Regions from separate parts of the Homo sapiens genome. Here regions 1 and 2 are each linked to region 3. A link is a contact called in ENCODE Hi-C or POLR2A ChIA-PET data. All regions are on one chromosome and are shown on one strand. Each heading gives the region's core, a stretch centred on a gene start or an enhancer-like site at or near the end of the contact. The rest is flanking DNA. Distances are from core to core; before and after follow the strand shown. Region 1 has its middle 96 kb from the start of PRDM1. Region 2 has its middle 59 kb from the start of PRDM1. Region 3 has its middle 82 kb from the start of PREP.

Region 1 (2,995 bases), core at 152-2,651, 700 kb after region 3:
TGGTTTTATTGAGATGTTCTAAATGTTCTGCCCAGAATTAAAGATGTCCACCGTATATCTGAGTTGGATTACTGACAATCGCAACCCATCAGGCATTTCTATTTTTTTGCTCCAATATCGCATGCACTATCCAGTCCACAAATTACTTAGTTTTGGCCGGGTGCCGTGGCTCATGCCTGTAATCCCAGCACTTTGGGAGGCTGAGGCAGGCAGATTACAAGGTCAGGAGTTCGAGACCAGCCTGGCCAACATGGTGAAAACTTGCCTCTACTAAAAATAAAATAAAATAATTAGCTGGATGTAGGGGGTGCCTGTAATCCCAGCTACTAGGGAGGCTGAGGCAGGAGAATCGCTTGAACCAGGGAGGTAGAGATTGCAGTGAGTCAAGATTGCGCAACTGCACTCCAGCCTGGGCGACAGTGTGACACTCAGTCTCAAAAAAAAAATAAATAAGAAACAAAAATTACTTAGTTTTTACTTAATTGCTCCCTCACTTTTTAAAGTTGGCTCCAAGACCTGGTGATACCTTCAGATGTCATCAATAACTTGCTCTGTCATACTTCACTGAATATCAGCATCGATACAGTACAAGAAACATCAGGGTAAGTTGACATTTCATATTACATTATAATGAATTTCAAAACAATGACAAAAGGAGCCATGGAAATACAGGTAGTGAGCATGACCAAACTCTTCAGGAAGACATGGTTGAGATGGCATATGCAGAAAAAAGACTGGTAGTCAGGAGATAACAAATTTCTCTTGGCTTTTACAAAATCGTTGGGGTCAGACAGTTTCTAGGTCAATGAGTGACTGTCTTTGTAAAAGAAAGCTAAAAACTAACAGTTTTGAGTAACAAGAGTATCAAAACCCACCTTACAGATGTGAGCTTTCTACAGCGTACCTTACTTGGAAAATATGCACTAGGCAACACAAAAAGACAAAGTCATCAAGTCCCAAACAAGTACAGCTAGAGATCAGAAATACCTGCTGTATGTGCCAGTACCACAGAAAACCACCCATTTGTGAGGCCAGTCCCTCTCTGCTTGACCTCAGCCGCATTCTATCTGGGGATCTTGGTGACTGATAACAGAATACCATATTTCAGCTCCATGGCTCTCTTGGCTAGTTTTATGGCAACTCCCTGAGAGCAAATATTCCCCTTGAATTCCTACTTACTCATACCTATGAATTGAGGTTTTCTCCAATCCATTGACAATTTGCCTGAGTTTTTATATTTGGATGGATGTTTCATAAACAGAACTTATGGTTAATTCCCAGCCCTTTCACTAAATCTCACCCTGGATGTGATCTGTCAGATTATGGCACTACGGAGCAGCCAGACTATGCATCCAATATTGGCATTATGAAAACCTAAACTACTCCATCCCCTGAGGACAGCACATGACTTGGCATGTATTACTCAGTACACAGTATATACTTGGCAGATGAATTTCAAGAATGACACTGACAAAATGGGAGATATTTGGAGGAAGGAATGAACAGACTAGAGCTATTTTGTTTGGAGATGAGTCAGACGCTTGAGAGCTTCTTTCAAATAGCTAAAGAGTTGTCAGAAAGGGAAAAGTAAGATTTATGCTATAAACTCTAGGTCATTATGAGCTAATGATTTAATGTAGTATTTCCCATGCTAGAGTTCAATAGGAAGCTGTGATACTAGGAAAGAAAAAAAAATTCTATGGTCAAGGAAGTTTGGGAAATGTTGAATTAAATAGCTCTTATTTTCAGAAGTAAAGTTCTAAGCAAAAGCAAGACACAAATCACTCATTTATGAAAAGGTCAGAATTAACAAATACCTCCAGATGCTTGGTGAGAATAGCTCCAGCTTTAGGGGCTGCTTAAATTAGAGTGATGTTGAAACACAAGATATGTGCTGCGGTCTACACTGCAACTAAAATGAATGTGGACTGACGCAAGGATCTGGTCCACAGTGGTTCCTACCGAAAGTAGTCGATTTGAGTAAGCAAGTCTTCATCACTAATGCCAGGCCGAACCAAGTGCACTTTGTATACTGATTTCTAAATGACAAGGTTCTATTTTTATAGCTGGTATTCTTACCAGAAAAATATAACACTCATTATAAAGTTATTAAGTAATCCTTTTTTCCACACTTGCTAAACACCAACTGTGTGCTATATACTCCACTGAGAACTGGGGGAAAAAATGGAAAACGCCTGGTTGTACTTTATTTATCCTTGAGATGTGGAGGTGAGAAAGCTACAGAGGGAAAGCCAAACTAATCACTTTCATAGGAGTCAACTTATACGTCAAAGCGTACTGACATCCCTCAATCTTCAAATTTGTCTTTATCTCACTATATATCATTCTAATACAGTAACATAGTTAATAAAAATGATTTTGCACTTAAAAACCTAAGTACTTAAAGAGCTACCTAAAGGACCTAAAAATTGAGTCTTTCACTCCATGGTTACTATATTGTTCCTACTAGATTTTACAGTAGTACTATATCTGCTCGTAAGCATGAAGAATCAAATTTATAATTCATGATTGATAATGTGAAAGATGCTTTTGTCAAATAAAGCTACATAGTAAATAAATTTTTATAATGTCCAAGTTTTCGCTTAATCTCAAATGATCTGAAAAGAGGCATGCCTCTCTTCTTTCCTCTCTACCATCACTGTAATTTTTAATATTTTCAGACCAGGAGATAAATATATTTAGGAAACAAGAGGATGACAGAACTCAGGCAAGTAGGTATTTTGATGGACTCCATCCATTGATCGACAATGAATAGGTTCAAATATTCCTAAATATGGTCACACTTGATTTTCCTATCATACCCCAAGGTTTTACATTTGTATTTCAACCATGCTGGCACATGTAACAGGAAACCCAACTTACCTCAGACCTAAATATCAATAGTATGATAAATAAAAGTGAGACTGTCATTCTCTGGCATGACCCACATAAACCAAATTTCTAAAAACTGAAGAAAAGGTTACCTCAAATAGCC
Region 2 (2,700 bases), core at 146-2,645, 660 kb after region 3:
CCCATACTTATATAAATGCTCACATGTTATATGTACATGTGAGCCTCAGATAGGCAGATTGGTAGATAGCTCTCTGTGTGTGTGTGTGTGTGTATATATATATATATATATATATATAATAATGATTTATTTTCTGATTACTTCTTTTTTTTTTTGAGACAGGGTCTGTTGCCCAGGCTGGAGTGCAGTGGCGTGATCTCAGCTCACTGCAACCTCTGCCTCCTGGGTTCAAGTGATTCTCCTGCCTCAGCCTCCCGAGTAGCTGAGATTACAGGTGTTTGCCACCACGCCCAGAAAATTTTCGTATTTTTAGTAGAGATGAGGTTTTGCCATGGTGGCCAGGCTGGTCTCAAGCTCCTGACCTCAGGTGATCTCCCTGCCTCGGCCTCCCAAAGTGCTAGGATTACAGGCGTGAGCCACTGCACCCGGACCCGTTTTCTGATTCCTTCTATAATTTATTTCAGAAGAAAATTTGGAAAACATTCAATGAAGAAAATTTGGAAAATACAGAAAAGCACAAAAGACGTGAAACCCCCTGGAACCTTCCCATCTAGCAGTAGAGATCCAGAGGCTGAATGGTGGCTGGCTGTTGAGCCAGAAGCCCTGCAGGAGGGTGGGAGAAGCATGCAGCAAGCCTCACCCCTTTACTGGCTCTGGCATCAATGACCAGTAATTGGACTTTTCTGGCCCACAGTTTCATCATCTGTGGAGGGGGGATATTACACAGACGGATTCTAGGGTCTTATCGGCCCAAGCATTTGAGAGAGTGTCAGATTCCAGGATAACAAGCCTGAAACAAGACATGGAGAACTCCTCAATGCTAGCCAGTGGCTAAAGGAGCTTCAGGTCAGATGTCCATGCAGAGACCATGGGGTTTCTGAAAGTGTCTGCTTTGCTAGAACATATTAAGAAGCTGTTTAACGTATCTTTGCACATCCTGCCAGGTGTCTGGAGTCTGTTGCAGTCACCTCATATGTCAGAGGGCACTGTTCAGCCCGGGGCTCGGGCGAGCTGGAGTGAACTCTGGCCTTGCCACTAGATTCTAGAGCCCCTGGGGCCTTATACAAGGCTCATCATGTCCCTGACCCTCAGGTTTCCCATCTGCAAAATGGGGAAAATAACATCTGCCTTCCCCAGCTGACAGAGTTGCTATATCAAAGGAACAAATATACATAGAGGCATCTATAAGAAAATATCAAGCCCCCAAAACATGTAAAAGAGATCCTTGCAGAAGTGAATCCATCCTCATGGAATTTTACTAAATGAAAAGTGGGGCTTCATTTCAGGTTGCATGCTGTCCTCAGACAGAGATGGCAGTCTTATCACCATCAGCGAGCACTCAAGTAAACATCAGTGAACTTACTAAACAGGTGAATGGGAAATAGAGAGGCAGTTTCAAACCCTGGCTTTCGGTAAATGTTAGCCTTACAGCCACAAAGTAGGCAGTGCTTTGACAGCAGGTGGGAGATGAGGAGAGAAGGTTTCCTGGCCCTTCACCTTGGTCACTGACTCAGTGTGAAACAGCGCCTGCAGGGAGGAGGGGAGTTCTCATCCTGGTTCTCAAATCAGCCTGCAGCCACAGTGGGAGCAGTGAGCCGAGTTCAGGGCTGAGGATGACTAAACAGCCTCCTCATCATTAATAACAATAATACTTGGCATTTATCTGGTTCTTTATGTTTTCAAAGTGCTTTACAATCATTAATTAGTTAACTAGCATGCACCACCACCCCGACGTCTGCCTGCTGTGCTGAGCAGACAAAAGAGCCCGGTGGGACCTGCCTGTCTGCCCGGGGATTGCAGAGCTGGGGGAAAGTGAAGGCTGGGGTGTGTGGGGAGGGGAGTCAGTATTAACATCAAGGACCAAATTCGGAAGGAGATAGTTACAAGTCCGTGCCAATAGACATGGGTGTGCATGTTCCTTGAGAAAGGATGTCAGGCACACAGGCAGGGACCTGGTCAACCTTTGGAGAGCTGGCTTCCATTCTGAGTGGGTAAGGATGCTGCCTTACAGGGGGCTTAGCATTCCCGTAAAAACTGACTGCTCTGGTCCCTGCCTAGAAAAGTAATATAGGACATTGGTTGCAACTGTGCCCTGAACAGCTGGCTTCAAACCATGGTAGAAGATAAATTCCCCTGCTCTTTGGAATGCTGGTGTATTTTTGGTGCTGTTTTTCTAAACTATAGGGTTCTGCACACGGCTGAGATCCAAACCTGTTGGAACTGTTTGTCTAACTTGCACTGGATACATAGAGATTAAATTCACTGCAAAGGGTTAAACACACGATGTCTCCTGGACACTCACTAGTGATGTTGATGCTGATGCTGATGCTGATGGAGATGGCGATTGGTCAACTGAGGTGAGCTTTCCCTCCTTCGCCTGTCTCCCAAGCTTTAAAATGGCAGGATACAATACAACTAAGCAATTTGGCCTAGGTGAGGTAGCAGAGCCCACAAACAAGTGTATTAAATGAAACTGGACATACTGATTGTCACTACCTAGTTACATGGAAATCTGATAGCTATTGTACTTAGAGAGTAGAGAAACCAAAGTCATAAGCCAAATAAGTGACCAGAAGAAAGCGATTAGTCATCTTTCTTCATGAGTGATCACAATGCCTCTGAAGCTTCTCCAGCTGCAACTTGCAATTTAGGGCCCTGTCTAATGACAGGGTGAGTTCCTCTTATTGATCTCCAGGCTTC
Region 3 (2,819 bases), core at 174-2,673:
ATTTAATAACCACCACAAACATGAAGTGGTATAAAAAACTCTGCTTTCATGATTTAATTTTGATAACAACCAAATGTGCTGAGTAAGTCTTCAAGTCCCAAAGTTCAGCATTTTTTTTTTCTATTTTCCACTGCTTAATCTATTAAGAAAAACTAACAAAAATGATTGCTGCTGCTTTTGGATCTTTGAGCGTAATTCATCTTGTTTGTTTAATGCACGGTGAAGAAAGCTGGTTAATGGAGGTTAATCAGCTTGGAACCTGCTCAAGGACAGCACGTTGAGGTTTGAGAAGGGTGCCCTATGCCATCACAGCAGTGCAAAATGCAACAAAAAACGTCTTGCAGCTCTCTGTTCAAAGAGTCATTGCATGATAAAAGAGAAGGCTACAGTCTGACTCATGATGTACTGAAATAATCTGATATCTCTGTTTGGCTTCTCTAAGAGCAGAATTTCATGGAGTCTGGGATCATTCTGAGGGGCATCCATTAAAATGTGAGTGTGAGTTTTGCTTTTTTTTTGGTCTGTGTGCAGATTTCTATACAGTTATATTCCTTATTCTTCTTTTGGGTTACAGGCCCCTTTGAGAATCTGATAAAAGCTATAAAATCCAGAAGAATGCACACACACAGAAGTTACACATCTTGTTAGGGAGCTCCACCAAGTCCCTGAAGCCTGTCTGTGAACCCCCTGTTGCACGTACAGACAAGACCTTGTCTGATTGATGAATTCATCTTGCATTTTTATAACCTTTCCAGGCTGCCTGCATTTTATTGGTGCTTTTTGGCAAGGGAGCCAAGACTCCTAAAAAAATCTACAAGCATGAGATTCCTTGAAATGGAGAGGTAACAAACAAAGAAAGGAACAAAGTTAAAAGCCCGAGAACCCCTAAGATTTCATTCCTTCAGGAAAATCTGTGTCATAAATCACTTCTCCAGGTGTCTATATTTGACTCTTAGTTGTTTGTGTGGGAGTCCTTCCCTTCACTTTGCTGCCTCCACCTGCTTTCTCCCTTCCTTCTCACCGACCCCAGCACAGGCACAGTGTTACCTGTTCTGTTCTGTTCTGCACCAGTGGGACAATGTTGCCAACTGCCTTCTCATCTAATTTGTGAAACCAGGTCTCTTTCCTCCAACATATACAATCTTGTGTCACAGGATATCTTCCTCTTTCTTTGGAAAAGATATCTTCAAGAAGATAAGTTCTGAACTCAATAAATATTTTCCTTTCTCAAACTAGTGATAGATATAGCCCATTGACTCATTTCAAATGCCAGAGATTGCACTTGTTTTCATCAGTACGAGTTTGCCCTTTATGCCTGTGAGGAGCTAAGTATAAGCCAGTTTCACACACCCCTCCCCTTTTAATTCAGCGCCTTGTCCATATCTCCACACCCCAAAATGAGCAGTGTCTGTACGATCTTACTGGCTCTTAACCTGAGGAAGAGAGACCTGTGGTCATCTCCTATTTAAATGTTTTCTCTTTAAGTGCAGTTTTCCAATATTCCACTAGTTGGGGCTCTATACAAAGGAAAGAAAAAGAAGGGGTTCCTGCAGAATTATTTACTAAGAAAACACAATATATGATACCGCTAAACTATTTTCTGAGGCCCTGGAAATAAGCGCGTTAATTTAATTTTTGTTCCTATATACCAACCATGAAGTTGTATTATATCGCTATATCAGACGTGCTTGCTTTGCTTACATTGGTTAGAGAAGTAAAACCAAGATTATCGCTTTTGATATGATTTGCAGGTAACCAGCTTACCCATTGCGTAGTTATTACAAAATATGAAATTATAAAGTGCGCAATGGAACATTTGCTACGCAAGTGGTAAGACCATCTTCTTTGTAAGATTTTTCTAGGACAGTCATCTTTTAAACCCTTGTTGTTTGATTGAAAGTCTTTCCAGTCTTGAGAATTTGATTTCTGTGTCAGCCTAGGACCAGAGTTTGGACAAGATGATCTAATATCGGTTCCCTCATGAACCGCTGGGAAACTGACTTGGTCCATGCTAACATTTGCTTCTCTCTCTCAGCTTTTACTTACTTTGTGTCAGGTTGAAAGATTACCTCGGACAGTCACAAATAATCCAAGTCTCCCAGTGCTTTGCTTACCCTTGCTTGTTGTAGGTTTGTTTATCCTGTCTTTCTCCACCTCCCCGGAGATCCTTTGGCAAATCTGATAAACAATTCCTTTTTCTTGCTCAAGGCAGAAAGTCCAATCGAATACAATGGGAGGCCAGACTTGGCTGAAATGCAGGCTGCAGGTGTTCTCAGCATTGTGGTCATCTAAACCAGATGCTGGGGGAGTTGAAGCACCTGCTTCCCTTCTCTGTGTACACTCCGGAGACTACCACTCCTGGGTAGGCTGGGCCAGAGAACCAGGCTGAAGTGAGCGACGTACATACTGCAGCATCCTTTTGACAGATAAAATGAGTTGCTCTAGAAACAATTTCTCAAAATTCCCCTTTAAGTCCTCAAACACATACAGGTTGATCTGCTATTCTCTCTCTCCCTTCCCTGATATGACACCACTATTCCTTCAACACACACACACACACATACACACACACACCTGACAACAGAGCCTGCTTCAAGCAGATACTCAGAGACTCAGAGGCAACTTTATTTTTCCCCGGATTATCTAGGAAGAAAAGACTGGCTGTGGACAAGATGGTGATGACTTTTATGGTTCCGATAACAATGAGACAGATGCCAAAAGGCTTGCATAGCCTCAAATTTTATGAACATTTCTATAGGTGTCATAAATCTCTGAACAATCCAGAGAGAACATTAAATCTTCTATCTTGAATGTTGAAG

The links. Hi-C counts contacts between places; a loop is a spot of excess contacts on that map. ChIA-PET counts read pairs that join two places held with the same protein, here RNA polymerase II (POLR2A). Pooled maps may share reads with other maps.
Region 1: a loop to region 3 is called in a map of GM12878, with 2.6 times the contacts of the local background. The contact joins two enhancer-like sites. A Hi-C loop is called at or near these places in 1 of 168 maps with a recorded cell type or tissue (GM12878), 2 of 37 single-sample maps with no recorded cell type and 8 of 50 pooled maps. POLR2A ChIA-PET finds 5 or more read pairs at or near these places in 1 of 52 experiments (MCF 10A).
Region 2: a pooled map shows a loop between it and region 3 (8-fold over the local background). The contact joins two enhancer-like sites. A Hi-C loop is called at or near these places in 4 of 37 single-sample maps with no recorded cell type and 8 of 50 pooled maps.

The regions. Positions count from the first base shown.
Region 1 is chr6:106,180,735-106,183,729 of GRCh38, forward strand. No RefSeq gene overlaps it. Among named protein-coding and RNA genes, the nearest start is that of PRDM1, 96 kb to the left of the region's middle. RefSeq lists a silencer at 1,851-1,900. Within about 2 kb of position 1,402, at least 3 of the 41 ENCODE cell types and tissues checked have a DNase peak (open chromatin) inside an H3K27ac peak, as active enhancers do.
Region 2 is chr6:106,144,361-106,147,060 of GRCh38, forward strand. No RefSeq gene overlaps it. Among named protein-coding and RNA genes, the nearest start is that of PRDM1, 59 kb to the left of the region's middle. Within about 2 kb of position 1,396, at least 4 of the 41 ENCODE cell types and tissues checked have a DNase peak (open chromatin) inside an H3K27ac peak, as active enhancers do.
Region 3 is chr6:105,483,373-105,486,191 of GRCh38, forward strand. No RefSeq gene overlaps it. Among named protein-coding and RNA genes, the nearest start is that of PREP, 82 kb to the left of the region's middle. Within about 2 kb of position 1,424, at least 3 of the 41 ENCODE cell types and tissues checked have a DNase peak (open chromatin) inside an H3K27ac peak, as active enhancers do.